2 separate regions of the Homo sapiens genome follow, and region 1 is linked to region 2. The links are chromatin contacts, found by Hi-C or POLR2A ChIA-PET in ENCODE. All regions are on one chromosome and are shown on one strand. Each heading gives the region's core, a stretch centred on a gene start or an enhancer-like site at or near the end of the contact. The rest is flanking DNA. Distances are from core to core; before and after follow the strand shown.

Region 1 (2,745 bases), core at 147-2,646, 100 kb before region 2:
GGAAGACAGACTAGATCATACACCAGCACGTGGCACTGTAAGGTCTCCAGCCTGTGAGGGAACAGTTCCTGCCCAGGAAATGAAGGACTGGCCATGCCCCAAAGACTAGAGAGACTCAGGCCTTACCTTGGAATCAGTCTGCTCTGTTATATTAGCTTTTATTCATGACCTTCTTTAAAACTGCAGTGTAAAAACTCATTAAAAATGACATTAAAAATGTATGTCACTATTCCTTAACTTTAACTAAAGTGACAAACCTACACAAAATGACACAGTAAAGCAATAAAATCCAACAAAGAAAAAAGATTTCCACAGAGGGACAGAGGATGCTTACTGATACTGTGTAGGGAGTCTGATGATATGGACTGAAAGAAGCTGTGTACTTTCTGACTTTGTAGAAAAGCTTGTGATGAACTTGAAAATAGCTGCCTGCACATAAAAAGAAAAGAGATTTGTTAATTTCAGGTAATGTTAATCCACAAGAAGCTCAGTTTCAATTATAAAGCAGAATGAAGTGGCAGTTTAATTCAGGTATGGAAAAATATTTTTCCTATAGAAAAGAATATTATTTTCTAATGTATTTCCTATGGGAAGAAGTCAGTAACATTTAACAAAATTCATTTGCAAGAATCGACTAAATAGGTTCATTTTTAATTTTGTATAATCTAATGGTAAGTTTTCAATACTGGCCCAAAAATGTATTATTTCAGCCTTTGCCCAAGTGGTCCAATAGCCACCCTTCTGTTCAGAAAAACAACTGCAATTTCTTTACTCTTCTCCACAGGTGTTCTTCTCCTTATTTGGCTGTACTTTTTTTTTTTTTGAGACTGAATTTTGCTCTTATTGCCCAGGATGGAGTGCAATGGCGCGATCTCAGCTCACTGCAACCTCCGCCTCCCAGGTTCAAGCTATTCTCCTGTCTCAGCATCCCGAGTAGCTGGGATTACAGGCATGTGCCACCACGCCTGGCTAATTTTGTATTTTTAGTAGAGACGGGGTTTCACCATGTCGGTCAGGCTAGTCTCGAACTCCTGACCTCTGGTGATCTGCCCACCTCGGCCTCTCAAAGTGCTGGGATTACAGGCGTGAGCCACTGAGCCTGGCCTTTGGCTGTAGTATTAACGGGCATTCCCACACTCTCAAAGTGGGAGGTTGGGAAGTTTGGGATGCTAAGAGTCCTGAAAAATATGGAACAGTCAATTATGTAGTTATCATATATCATACATATATTCTACAACCTAAGGCATGACTAACTGATGACTCATGTTGAATGTGTATCATGCCATGAGTCAAAGTTATCTTTGAAACCCAGCTTTCCTCATATTTTATTAATGTAATTAAAAGACTCCAGCTGGAGGTCTTCCCGACAGTGGTACCTGTAAAAGGGCTCTTGGGCAAAGAATTAGAGCAGAATCTACCAGGAAGTTTACTTTGGATTTGAATACCAGTTCAGTCGCTTATAAGATGAAGCACCCTAAACAAGCCAGTTAGCCTTTCAACTTCCAATTTCTCATGGTTACAAGAATCAAATAGTGCACACAGATAAACAGTCACCCTACCTACTACTTAGGTGCTCAACATACAAATCCCATTCTATTAGTTTTGAACACTTTTAATGCGCATTTTAAATTTCAATTAATTTCTCCCCCAAGGTTTTTGACCTATTATTCAGATTAATTATAAAATCATTAATATACCAACAGATGACCTTTATGGGCCAAAGTTGCCTTGTATATCATGCAAAATTGCTTCTTGGTCTTCTAATGTGAAAGTAAACATTCAACAGGAAGACATGGGTGAAATTAAGAGATGAAAGAACTGAGATCTGAATTCAGGAGCAAATCTAGATTTCCAGGTCTGAACATATTACCTAAGGCTGACATTAAAATCCAAAGGCAGTGGTGGAACCCACACCCAGTCATGTTAGAAACCAACTGGTCAAAAGCACAGGCACACCTTCAATTCAAGGCCTGAGTCCCAGGCAACAGCCCAGATATAACTCCAAATACTATGTATACATCCACTACAGGAACACTGAGTATTACATTTAAACCACAAATGAGATAAAGGCGGGGACTGAAATCAGCATGCAAACTAAAGTCAAGGCTCATTAATGAATAACCACAGATGGCAATTATACCGATATTAAAAAATCAAAGTGGCCATAAACTATTTGATAAATCAAATGAGTGAGAAAAACAAGGTCACATTCTGACATGACAGAAATCATCCAACCCCAAATGCACATTTCAGGCCGTATTTTCATTTTCCTAACCTACAGCATATTTGAGACTAAATGCAGTGTGTCCTGTACCAACCAAGATCTGTATCACTAATAAGTACTTCCTATTTCTCAGTTTCCTTTCTTCCGCCTCCTTTATAACTGCTACACTTCTGAGACACAAATGATGACCTACTAATTTAAAACCCACAAACTGAGAAGGAAGTGTCCTGACATCCTATTAATGGTGTTGAGGCCACAGGCCAGCCATTTGGGAAAATATACGAATTCCCGCCATACTCCCTACATCAAAATAAATTACAAATGAATCCAAGATTTTTTTAAAAAGGAAGTATCAGAAGAAAACATATTTTTTGAAACATATTTCAGATACATTTTCAAACATATCTTTGAAAAGGTCTTTCTAGGCATGACACAAAACCCTGAAACCAGAAGAGAAAAGATCAATAAATCTGAGTATATAAAAATTTAAAACACCTCTATGGTCATGAAGTAATCGCAAG
Region 2 (2,835 bases), core at 94-2,593:
CAAGCAACCAGAGTTTTGCTCTTACAGAGCATGCAATGCTCTTCTGATAGCCGGAGAAGAAGATTCACCCTCCACGGATGTGTAAACAGCACTGGTTATTCTGCCAGCCACAGGATCTGTGATCCAGGCATCGTGGGCGTTTCAAAATAAGTGTTTTGAAATTTACCGCCCACACCTGCCATCTCCCTGCACCCACTGAATTTCAACACTGGTCTGGTGGTGCAATATTGATATTCCCCTGGCAAAAACTCCTTCCTGGAGGCTATGGGATGGGGTAGGCTTCTTGGTAGCAGTTTCCCTCAACTGCATGATCACCTCCCTGCACTGATTAGACAGTGTATGGCCAACCTGTCAATAAATTTGATTTAAAAATTTATTTCCTGGCTGAGCACAGTGGCTCATGCCTATAATTCCAGCACTTTGGGAGGCCGAGGTGGGAGGATTGCTTGAGACCAGGAATTAAAGACTGGCCTGAGTAATATAACGAGACCCCATCTCTACAAAAACATTTAAAAATAAAAAAAAAATTAGCCAGGCATAGTGGTATGTATCTGTAGTCCCAGCTACTCGGGAGACTGAGGCGGGAAGATTGGTTGAGCCCAGGAGGTTGAGGTAACAGTGAACTCTGTCTGATTGTGCCACTGCACTCCAGCCTGGGTAAGAGTGAGACACTCTCAAAAAAGAAAAAAAAAAAAAAAAAAAGAGAAAAGAAATAAAAAACTACAAATAGAAAAAAAATGAAATTAAAAAAATATTTTCTCCATAAAAAATTTTGCCAGGCCATATATTTTTCTCTTTGGCTCTTTTCCCAAAGTCATCCCTCTGATACTACTTGCTGGAAGCCCCAACAAGAGCACAAATTTGTCAATAATTTTCTCAGTTTCATTTAAAATGATGATTGACCTTCCCACCCCAGCCTGATTTCTTTCGGAGCGATCTAATTTCTTTGGAGACCTGTGCCTGTGGACTCGTGTTAATCTGTTAATTGAGTTAGACTGCTGCCAGAACATCACAAGCCCTTCATTTGAGCTCTATCCTGTGTCAAACGGTGAAACGCTGGATGTAATGAACCTATATTGGTTGAAAAAATGAGAGCTGATGAATTATCACCCAAATGTGATACTGATGACAGTAAATCCTTTGGAGGGGATGGCATGTCAGCCTCAGAAGTGCAGAGCTCATGGACCAGGCTGGCAGTGGGAAGGTTGGTGACTTCTAAGCAGTGTCACCTTCTGGAAGCTCTGACACTCAGCAAGTCAGTGCCAGGCGGAGAGGCATGACTCAGCACCCTGGCTCACCCCTCATAGACATTCTCCATGCCCCAGGATCGCAGTTTCAGTGCTATTCCCTGTGACTCAGCTGTCACGACCTCTTTGGGCAAGTTCCACCGCACGTTTTGTGGGCCAGGGCTCTTAATCTGAGTGCAAAGGCCTTATCAGCCAAGCAGATGGACCAGCAGCTGCCACTTCCCAGGGAAGCCAGGATTTACCCCTGGGTCAGCGGGAAAGGGTTTCCTGCGAGGATACCACGTGTAAAGTCCTTTGGGATGAAAGGCATTCTGAGGATGTGAGTTATCACAGCGGAGCTCACCAAGGCTTCTCCAATTTGATATAAATAACTCTGCATTGGCAGCAGATGGGAGGAGAGCCAACTAGTAATGAATACTAGGACAAACAAACAGGCCTCCGGGATGCCGGCCCAGCCTCTCCAAACCACAGTTGGCAACAGTTGGAGGTGGTGGTGGGCGAAGCTGTACCGGCAACATTGCATTAATCACTTATGAGTGAAGGGAGGAAGCGCTCCAGAATAACGGAAGTGCAAATAATTAGCAAAGGCCACACCACATAGGACTAGAAAGGGCATAACTGGGAAGCATGTTAATTTGCCTGACTTGATGTTTAGCTATTAACCAGCAAATCAGTAGTGACATAAAGGACCCTTCCTACTTACTAAGCTCTGTGTTTCAGAGATAACAGAGAGGGATGACACAGTGGTTGCACCACCCCACCCCCAACACAGAGCAACAACTCAATGGAAACAGAGGGAAAGCAAGTCTAGCGGTGCTGCATACAATAGCTAACTCCTGCAAAAAACAGACTCCTTATTGTATTGTTGGGGTGATATTAAGTATGGGAGGAAAAAGTGAGATGATTCCAAAGTGGGAACATTGGGGATGTGAAAGTTGTCAGAAGCAAAATGGAGTCACTAAGGTTAAGAAAACTCTGACAAACAGATCCAAGGAAGGCCATGAAGAGAGGATTCTCACACTTGTATGCCTGACCACGAAAGACTACAGAGACCACAACTTTGTACCAAGACCGTCACAGCCTTATACAACAAATGCTTCTGTAAGGACGTCTGCCCAGCAACTGCCTCTCCAGCCTTGGACGGGTGTCACCCTTGTTGTTGATCTTTTAGCCAGGGATAAGTATTTCAGAACAATTATGTAATCCCCTTCATTTTTTCCTTTAAAAATCCTTCTCTTCCTTTACCTCCCTGAATATGCACATGGTTTACCTATGGCACAGGTATTCACATTGCAATGCTCTGTTCCCAAGTAAACATCTTTTCTTTTAGACAGCCTCTCTTTGTTTGTTATTTAGATTGGTGGGGAACAAGCAAATATAAAAGACAGAGTTGCCTAGAGCTGAGATGCCAGGATTAGCCGTGCATTGATTGGGCTAAGCCATGGGCTGCAGTGAAACAGAGTGGGGAAGAGAAAGGGAGACTCTCGTTCGGCTGGGATAGTGCTCCCGGCTCTCAGGAGAAGCAAACCCAAGTCCTCCTTGGATAAAAGCATCGCCATCTTAGGTTCTCAGGGTTCCCATACATTAA

What was found. Hi-C counts contacts between places; a loop is a spot of excess contacts on that map. ChIA-PET counts read pairs that join two places held with the same protein, here RNA polymerase II (POLR2A). Pooled maps may share reads with other maps.
Region 1: a loop to region 2 is called in a map of endothelial cell of umbilical vein, with 7 times the contacts of the local background. The contact joins two enhancer-like sites. A Hi-C loop is called at or near these places in 1 of 168 maps with a recorded cell type or tissue (endothelial cell of umbilical vein), 1 of 37 single-sample maps with no recorded cell type and 1 of 50 pooled maps. POLR2A ChIA-PET finds 5 or more read pairs at or near these places in 2 of 52 experiments (T-cell and activated CD4-positive, alpha-beta T cell).

The regions. Positions count from the first base shown.
Region 1 is chr18:62,553,887-62,556,631 of GRCh38, reverse strand. ZCCHC2 (zinc finger CCHC-type containing 2) reads right to left here. Exons shown (of 14, transcript NM_017742.6): 6 at 335-429. Among named protein-coding and RNA genes, the nearest start is that of ZCCHC2, 32 kb to the right of the region's middle. Within about 2 kb of position 1,396, at least 4 of the 41 ENCODE cell types and tissues checked have a DNase peak (open chromatin) inside an H3K27ac peak, as active enhancers do; they include endothelial cell of umbilical vein, where a contact is called at or near this core.
Region 2 is chr18:62,449,764-62,452,598 of GRCh38, reverse strand. No RefSeq gene overlaps it. Among named protein-coding and RNA genes, the nearest start is that of ZCCHC2, 72 kb to the left of the region's middle. Within about 2 kb of position 1,343, at least 24 of the 41 ENCODE cell types and tissues checked have a DNase peak (open chromatin) inside an H3K27ac peak, as active enhancers do; they include endothelial cell of umbilical vein, where a contact is called at or near this core.